2 separate regions of the Homo sapiens genome follow, and region 2 is linked to region 1. Evidence: read pairs that join two places in POLR2A ChIA-PET (ENCODE). Cell type or tissue: Panc1. All regions are shown on one strand. Each heading gives the region's core, and the rest is flanking DNA. Links, peaks and the distances in the headings are about the cores only. Region 1 overlaps COL4A1 (collagen type IV alpha 1 chain). Region 2 overlaps RAB20 (RAB20, member RAS oncogene family).

What was found. Peaks named below come from ENCODE experiments on the same cell type or tissue, not always from the same donor. Only the 100,000 strongest peaks of a DNase experiment are listed, where the experiment ranks them.
Region 2: POLR2A ChIA-PET joins it to region 1 with 6 read pairs; 2 of 35 experiments call an interaction of 5 or more read pairs at or near these places.

What each region holds. Positions count from the first base shown.
Region 1 is chr13:110,233,093-110,237,472 of GRCh38, forward strand. All of the region lies in intron 2 of COL4A1 (collagen type IV alpha 1 chain), which reads right to left. Among named protein-coding and RNA genes, the nearest start is that of COL4A1, 72 kb to the right of the region's middle. In Panc1, for the core only: no CTCF peak of the experiment used is centred there; no DNase peak of the experiment used is centred there.
Region 2 is chr13:110,548,815-110,553,206 of GRCh38, forward strand. The region is part of intron 1 of RAB20 (RAB20, member RAS oncogene family); the gene reads right to left. Among named protein-coding and RNA genes, the nearest start is that of RAB20, 11 kb to the right of the region's middle. In Panc1, for the core only: no CTCF peak of the experiment used is centred there; no DNase peak of the experiment used is centred there; H3K4me3 peaks cover 1,155 bases; H3K27ac peaks cover 2,523 bases.

The DNA of each region.
Region 1 (4,380 bases), core at 381-4,380:
TGCTTCCAGGGGCTTTTCTAGGGTACATTGTTGATATTTTACCCTTGAATTCAGGCATATTTTTAAAAAAATTCATTGTTTTCAAAGAACTATCAAAAAAGACAAAAGTAGGTGAATGTGGGAACGCACACTGATCACATGGATTCTCACGATTCCTCTGCCAGATGATGATTCATGTGCGGTATGTGGAAATAGGAAATAGGGGACATCTGGAAAAAAATCTTGGCATTGCAAACGCCAGACAAAACACGGAAAAGGAAAAGAGAATGTATTCTATTAACCCATTTAGCCAGCCAACGGGAGGGGAGGGAAGACACCCTCGGGTCCTGCAGATGAGCCTGAGTGTCAAAGTCAGATACTTTGGGGGGTGGAATCCATTAGATGGCAAAAACGAAGTGATATCTCACGCATGTTCCCCTTTGAATAATAGCTAGACCAAGCAAGGCTGGCCGATGGGAGGGAGGAGTCTGGACGTTGGTAAGTACACGCACATTGGGAAAAGCTGTTGGCAACAAAAACTCGCAGCGGTATTTGGAAAAGTTGGGGAGTTGAAGAAAAGGAGAGTCGTTTTCCTCACATTTTAAGGGGTAATGATTCCGGAAATGGATGATAAAACCACAACGTTGATTAGAAATTTGGATGGAAACTGCAGGCAGACCTCCCAAGTGAGCCCATCTCATTTTCCCTCCACCAAAAGCATCCAAAAGCTACAAACACTACCTAATGGCCCTGCCAAGATTCTCAAAACATTCTAACATCCCTTTAATTTAGGTCCTGGGAGCGCTTCTGTCACGGATGGAACAGGTCCATTTCTCTGGGTTTCCAGGCTTCACCTGCGGATTGCAAATACTTAGCTGGATGGGGATCCATGTCTATGTCTTTCTATCCATGGATCTGTCTAGAGCTGAGCTAACAAGCACATTTTCCTCACACTTATTGCAACTTCAAAATGCAGCTGCTATTCACATGACACGCATATGTCCCTACATGTGACATTTTAAGTTGCTTAAGTGCTCTTATGTACAGTATCCCCCATTCAGTTCTTTTAGCAACTCTGGGGAATTTCCAGGTCAGGGCATAACTTGGTCAAAACAACTTGGTGAAAAACAGTGGGTAGATGGGGGAACTTACACTAGAATCAAGGTTTTATCCACCGATCCACTCTTTCACAAAGGCCGTTCCTGGCTTCAGAAATAAAAAGGGTCAGAGGCTCGGTACAGTGGCTCACGCCTGTCATCCCAGCACTTTGGGAGGCCGAGACAGCAAATCTCTTGAGGTCAGGAGTTCCAGACCAGCCTGGCCAACATGGTGAAACCCTGTCTCTACTAAAACTACAAAAATTAGCCAGGTGGGGGGGTACACGCCTATAATCCCAGCTACTTGGGAGGCTGAGGCGTGAGAATCACTTGAACCCAGGAGATGGAGGTTGCAGTGAGCCGAGATCGTGCCACTGTACTCCAGCCTGAGTGACAGAGTGAGACTCCATCTCAAAAAAGAAAAAGAAAAAAACAGGGGGGCGTTCAAATAAGTGTGGGGAACTGTATATGACGCAGCACCCACGGAAGGTCCAGATGATACACTATCTTATTACAGGCTCTGAGACATCCCAGGGCAAAACAACAAATGTCCATTTAACCTGAACTCAGTTTTCCCCAAACGCCTGTGTCCTTGGAACCTCTTCCCGTTTCCATCCCGGAGGAAACATCTGTTGACATCCTAAAGATGGTCTGATGATCATATTTTGGGAAAGGCTAAACTAGACACTATTGTCTCTCAGGAATATTCAAAACATGTATAAACAAAGGCATTCAATTGATCTCAAAAAATTAGTAATCTCAAATATGCTTAATGCACTACCTAAACAAAGCTTATATTTATTTTTTAAATCCCCCTAGTATTGTACACTAAGGAACACTTTTTAATGCGTTTTGATTTTATGGTATATATTTCACACCTTATAAGTAAGAAAATTGAATTTCTTTTTAAATAGACTAGATTTGAAATTCTCACTAAGTCAAATCTGGCACAGTGCGTCTCACATATTAAGTACTTAATAAATTACTGTTATTATTAATAACTCACCATTATTAGTTCAAATGAATGAACTTATCCAAAGTTTCAAAGAGTCTACACAAAAATATTTGCTTTCATGTGCTTGAGTAAAGAATTTAGTATCTAAGAAGCATAACACCTTTAACGTTTAAAACAATGGTTAATATAATTTATAGGAAAAATTTTTTAATATTCTGTTAAAAACAGCAATAAAAGAAAGAAGATGCCGGGCGCAGTGGCTCACGCCTGTAATCCCAGCACTTTGGGAGGCTGAGGCGGGCGGATCACAAGGTCAGGAGATCGAGACCTTCCTGGCTAACAGGGTGAAACCCCGTCTCTACTAAAAATACAAAAAAATTAGCCTGGCATGGTGGCGGGTGCCTGTAGTCCCAGCTACTTGGGAGGCTGAGGGAGGAGAATGGCGTGAACCAGTGAACCCGGGAGGTGGAGCTTGCAGTGAGCTGAGATGACGCCACTGCACACCAGCCTGGGCGACAGAGTAAGACTCTGTCTCAAAAAAAAAAAAAAGAAGATATGCAAGAAAGATAATCATACAAGAAGGTAATTATTATTCTTTAATAATTACTGGAGATGCAAATATATTCTACACAGATACTAGGAATAACAAGGAATAACAGGAGAAGAGCCAGTCCATCTATCTATATGGTGGAATATTTAAAGCACTCTGTCCTTGTATATTTTAATTTCATAATGAAAACATGGCTAAAACTATGTCTATTGTTACCCATGTGTAAATTAGAGGAAAGATCATGGAAATAAATATATTTATAAATTGAAGATTATTGAATTCTCCAAAAATACAAATAAAGTACAGTCCCTGTCTCAAAAAGGAATTTCATCTAAGATTTAATTACAACTATGAAAATACCCTAAATTTATGATCTTAGGAAAAAGTGAGTCCCATACCTTAAAGGTAATGTTAGATTCTAAGGCACTTTGACAATTGTTACAATATAGCACAAAAACGACTAGAATGTTGTAGATGATGTGTTTAAAACCAGCATGCAAGCTCAAGCCTAAACTCCTTATCACGTAGACATTGCAATGTCTCTGGCAATGGGAGCTAATAAAAAACAATCAATGTAAAATGGCACATCTAATTCAACAGACTGGAAAATCTGTCCTCTTCTCTTCTTGTATTTAGGTATTAGATTTATGGTATTCCTTACAGATAATATTTTTCTTCTTATTTTGTATGTCCTTGAGAGAAATATACTAAGAGTGCTCATTTTGCATCTCTCAAAGTGCCCAGCAAAGTAACAACTGAAAAACATGCGTTGATTAATTAATCATGTATCTAAGGATTGACAGACACAATCCCTCTCCAGCTCTAAGTAGCCTGTGAAAAGGGAAAAGAAGATGCCTCTTCCAGATGTGGAGGAGGCAGAGGCACAAGTCGATGATCCTGAGTCAAAGAGAGGACGTGTGAGAAGCATGGCCATGCCCACGTCCTGGGTAATCGCGGAGACACAGTGAAGACGACCAGCCTTCAAACAGAGGAAGGAGCTCCTTGTGGAGCGGACTCTACACCAGGATTTCCGAAAGGCAGGGGCTGTGGGGTGACCCAGTGCTCACGCTGGGGGTGTTTCTGCAGACCTCTCACAGGCCTGAAACAGGCTTACTTCAAAATGCCTTCCCCTTAGAGAGGTTTTATTCCTAATGCACAGGGAAAAGCAATCCAGAATGGGGTGGGATGCATATTTTGATGGGCTGGGCACCCCTAACCTGTCTCAGGAGGGGACAATGGGGCAGGAGTGGCTGCTGACTGGCTGACCTGCCCCTTGTCACACACAGGGGCTCGCTGTGGGTTAGTTGTTGAACCGGGCTGGAGGCCCACGTTGACTCCTGTAGAACAGGAACTGGGAGGTCTGCCCAGGGCCCCAGAGGAGTAGGCTCATTTCTTTGTGGTCCTCCAGCAGTCCTCCCCGTCCCGACCCGTTAGAGAAAGGCTTCAGAAGGCTTGCTGTCCTTGGCAGGTGGCCTGGGGCGCAGTGGGTCCGCCACAGAGTCAGTAAGAGGAAAGGAACTTGCTCAAGACTTCGGATATTCTGAGCCGTGTCTTCAGCTGGCCCGACTCCCTCAGATTAGGGTCTGCTTATCTGAAGGAGTAGAAACTGAGTCGTACTCTGGTTAGTGCCTGAATCCTGTTATTTGTCTTTTATTAGCTATAGAAGATGGGGTTAGTTCAGCGGTATTCCATCCAGGGTGAGTCTGCACCCCCCACCCCCCGCCAGGAGACATTCAGCAACAGCTGGAGATATATTTATGTCACGACTGCTGGGGTGGGGGTGCTCCTGGCATCCGATG
Region 2 (4,392 bases), core at 286-4,285, 320 kb after region 1:
CACCGAGAGGTGAGGATAACACCAAGCACACAAAGTGGATGCCGGAACAATGGACAATGCCAGAAGGCACTGAGTGTGATGTCTGGCACCCAGAAGCATGATAAATGCCTGCTGCTCTCACAGCCCAGGGCTCCAGCCAGGTAAGGGCTGGGTCCCTACAGAACCCAGAGGCCTGAACATGTGTGTGATGATTCCAAACTTCCCAGGCCAGTTTTTCATAGGACACTACCCTGACTTCCTTGCAGAACCCTAGCAGTAGGTAGCTGAGCTATTTCAGAGGCTTAAGACCAGTGTGCGGAGAGCGGTTAGGCCAGAGGGAGGAAAGACATCCGTTGCCATCAACATCTTGTGAGTCCACAAAACAAATCAGCAAATATTTACAAAATGCTTTGCTTGGAGCTACAAGCTTAGCTTGGTCTGTGTTAGAATATAAGCTACTAAAAGTTAAGTGTGTTGATTTGTATCAGCTTGGGTTAAGCAGGAAGGAATATTTCAGACAAAAGCTGAATTCTTGAATGCAGATTCATTTTGCCTGTGCCCTTTGGCATTTCCGAATTTCTAGCTTCTTCAGCCCTGAATCTGGAATCCAGGGAACTCACCACTGTGTCTTTTCATCCACGGTTCCTAGCTCATGATTCTTACAGCCATTGTTACAATCTATTGTTATAATGTTGGGTGCCTTAGGCCTCAGGAACAAAATCTTTCTCTCTGACCTTCTCCTGTCCTCCTTTCACCTGGCCCAGGCCGGACTCTAATCTGATTGTGGGTCATTAGACCCTCCTTCCAGAGAGGGTCCTGCCCCATACCCTAGAGGAAGGAATGCTGCAGAGAGGCCTGGGGAATCTGAACAGACAGGCCTTGCTGGGCTTAGACTGCACCCTTTTTATCCAATCACACTTTTTTAAATTTTTTTTTTTTTTAATTGAGATGGAGTCTTGCTCTGTTGCCCGGGCTGGAGTGCAGTGGCACAATCTCAGCTCACTGCAACCTCTGCCGCCTCCTGGGTTCGAACGACCCTCTTGCCTTAGCTTCCTGAGTAGCTGGGACTACAGGCACGCGCCACCAAGCGCAGCTAATTTTTGTATTTTTAGTAGAGACAGAGTCTCGCCATGTTGGCCGGGCTGGTCTTGAACTTCTGCCCTCAAGTGATCTACCCTCCTCGGCCTCCCACACTGCTGGGATGACAGGCCTGAGCCACCACACCCGGCCTTTCCAATCACATTTTGACATGATGCCCATGCCTCAACCACAGACAACCAATGAAGTCTCCATAAGAAGCCCAGAAAACAGGGTTCAGGGAGCTCCCAGAAAGCCGAGCACATGGAGGCCAACAGGAAGGTGAAGAAGAACTCACCCCCATGCCACAAGGGCACCCCAACTCTGTGGCACCCCAACTCCATGGACCCCAACTCTGTGGCACCCCAATTCCGTGGCACCCCTTCCAGACCTTGCTCCATGTGTCTCTTCATGCGGTTGTTCATTTGTATCCTTTGCAATATCCTGTCTAATAACTAGTAAACAAACATAAGCAACCGTTTCCCAGCAAATTAATTGAACCCAAAGAGGGGGTCGTGGGAACCCCCACCTGAAGCCGGTGGATCAGAAATTCCAGATGCCTGGAATTGCAACTAGGGGGAAGGAAGGGGTGGTCTTGTGAGACTGAGCCCTCACCCTGTGGTATGAGACGCTACCTCCGGGTAGATAGTGGCAGAATTAAACTGGAGGACACCCAGCTGGTATCCACTGCTCGCTGTGTGGGAAAAACCCTACACCTTTGCTCACAGGAGTTTCCTGTGTCAATGATGGCTGTGGCGCTGTGAGAGCAGAGGAAAAACTCGGGTTTAGAGTTTTTTCCTGAAACACATTCCCGAGGTATCTAGTGGATCTGCCTTCTCCTTGCCACCTTCCAGAGTCTTATGTTTGCTTTTAAGATAAAATCCAAGGTTTTGGGCTGTAATTAGAGGGAAGAGTAGGGGAAAATACATCTTTTCCAACTTCCCAGAAACACAGTCCTGGTATGTTAGTCTTTTTAATAGATTTGCAATGATATTGAACTCAAAAGAAATCAAGAGCTACTAAAGAAGTTTTTTAGGATACCATATAATTAATGTCCCAGACCCACAGTTCCCTACCACGCACACAATGGCCTATTGTATCACAGCACTCAGGACAATGATATTTCCACACTAATTTTATCATTCAGGGTCAATACATCGCTAAGAAAATGAAACTGCTAATGTCAGTCTGTGAATTTTCCCCACTGCTTTCAAAAGTTTCCTTCAGCAAAAACTTAGTTTCAAAAATATCACAGAGCAAAACATTACATTCTATGGAAAACTCCAAGTGAGTAAAACCCAAGGAGTTTATAAATCCAAGGAAAGAAAAAGAGATCAGAAAAACAGACAACCAGCAGTATGTACTATGGGGTGCAAGGTCACTTTGTAGCAGTTTGGTGGAAGGAGGAATTCTTCCCTCTGCTACAAAGACCAAGAAATGCTTCACTGAAAGATGGGATAAAATTCAAGCTGGGCATGGCCAGAGACGCTGTAAGCACCTGTGAGAACCGAGCAAAGACAGGGCACACAGGACGAACTGCAAATCGTACATCAGGGCTCAAGTGCCAGCAGGCAGATAAGAGGAGTGATAAGCTGGGGAGTGCTGGAGGGGCTCTGAGCAGGGAAGGTGACCAGATCCAGGAGGCCTGGCAGAAAGACCCCTCAGTGAGGTGCAGAAGAGACAGCACCAGGGAAGCCAGGGTTGAAACGAAGCTGGAACCTGCCTGGGCCAGCGTTCGCGGCCAGCTGGACCATGGAACTCTGTCGTCGCAGTGATGAATCCATTATCCTAAGAATCAACAGCTGTTTAGGCGTGTGTGTTTGTACGTGTGTGTATGTTTGTACAAAATTTATTTTTCTTGGAGAGGGATGTTATATGAAGTCTCAATACAGAAAGAAGGGCAATTTGATCTGGCATCATAAATTTTCAGCCAGGCATGGTAGCTCATGCCTGTAATCTCGGCACTTGAAGAGAACAAGCAGGGACGATATCTTGAGCCCAGGAGTTCAAGACCAGCCTGGGCAACATACTGAGACCCCTGTCTCTACAAAAAAAAAAAAAAAATACAAAAATTAGCTGGGTGTGGTGGTGCTGTAGTCCCAGCTGAGAGGTGGGAGGACTGCTTGAGCCCACGAGGTCAAAGCTGCAGTGAGCCAAGATCACAGCATTGCATTCTAGTCTGGGTGACAGAAGACGACCCTGTCTCAAAAAATAAATAAATAAATAAGACGGGCGCGGTAGCTCACGCCTGTAATCCCAACACTTTGGGAGGCCACGGTGGGTGGATTGCTTGAGGTCAGGAGTTCAAGACTCGCCTGACCAACATGGTGAAACCCTGTCTCTACTAAAAATACAAAAATTAGCCGGGCATGGTGGTGGGCACCCATAATCCCAGCTACTCGGGAAGCTGAGGCAGGAGAATCACTTGAACCCAGGAGGCAGAGGTTGCAGTGAGCCGAGATCGTGCCAGTGCACTCCAGCCTGGGCAACAGAGTGAGACTCTGTCTCAAAAAAAAAAAAAAATTAAAAATAAATAAATAGGGCCAGGCGCAGTGGCTCACGCCTGTAATCCCAGCACTTTGGGAGGCTGAGGCGGGTGGATCACAAGGTCAGGAGATCGAGACCATCCTGGCTAATATAGTGAAACCCCGTCTCTACTAAAAATACAAAAAATTAGCTGGGCGCGGTGGCGGGCGCCTGTAGTCCCAGCTACTCAGGAGGCTGAGGCAGGAGAATGGCGTGAACCCAGGAGGCGGAGCTTGCAGTGAGCCAAGACCATGCCACTGCACTCCAGCCTGGGGGACAGAGTGAGACTCCATCTCAAATAAATAAATAAATAAATAAATAAATAAATAAATAAATAAAAATTTCTATTTCTCCAGAGAGCTTAAAGATAACAAAGCATGAAATTGTCTCCCAAAGGCATTCAGTGTGACTCAGGTGCTCGTTAACAAACACAGTTGACCTTAATTAAGTTTCTCCTGAACCACAGTGCACTAAAGAGCCTGCAAGGTCCCCTGGCACCCCAGGATTCCCAGGCGCCACTCCAGGAGGCTGTGGGCCGAGCCTCCCAGCGCACACTGCTCGCAAGCGGCCACTGTGCTCTGCAATCTCCGAGTATAATGTCGCTTTGTCCACTCCTGCTGAGGCCAGGACAACCAATTAATTCTCTTTCCCCCATCTTAATACCCACATTCATATTCAGGCCACTGTTGCTGGTCAATAAAGCAGAGGGACTCTACAAATGAGGCCTTGCACCCAGAAGGCACCTGTTCGAAGTCCTCAGTAGAGGTGACCATGTGGACCCACATGTGCCTGGGGTTTTGCAGGTTGACC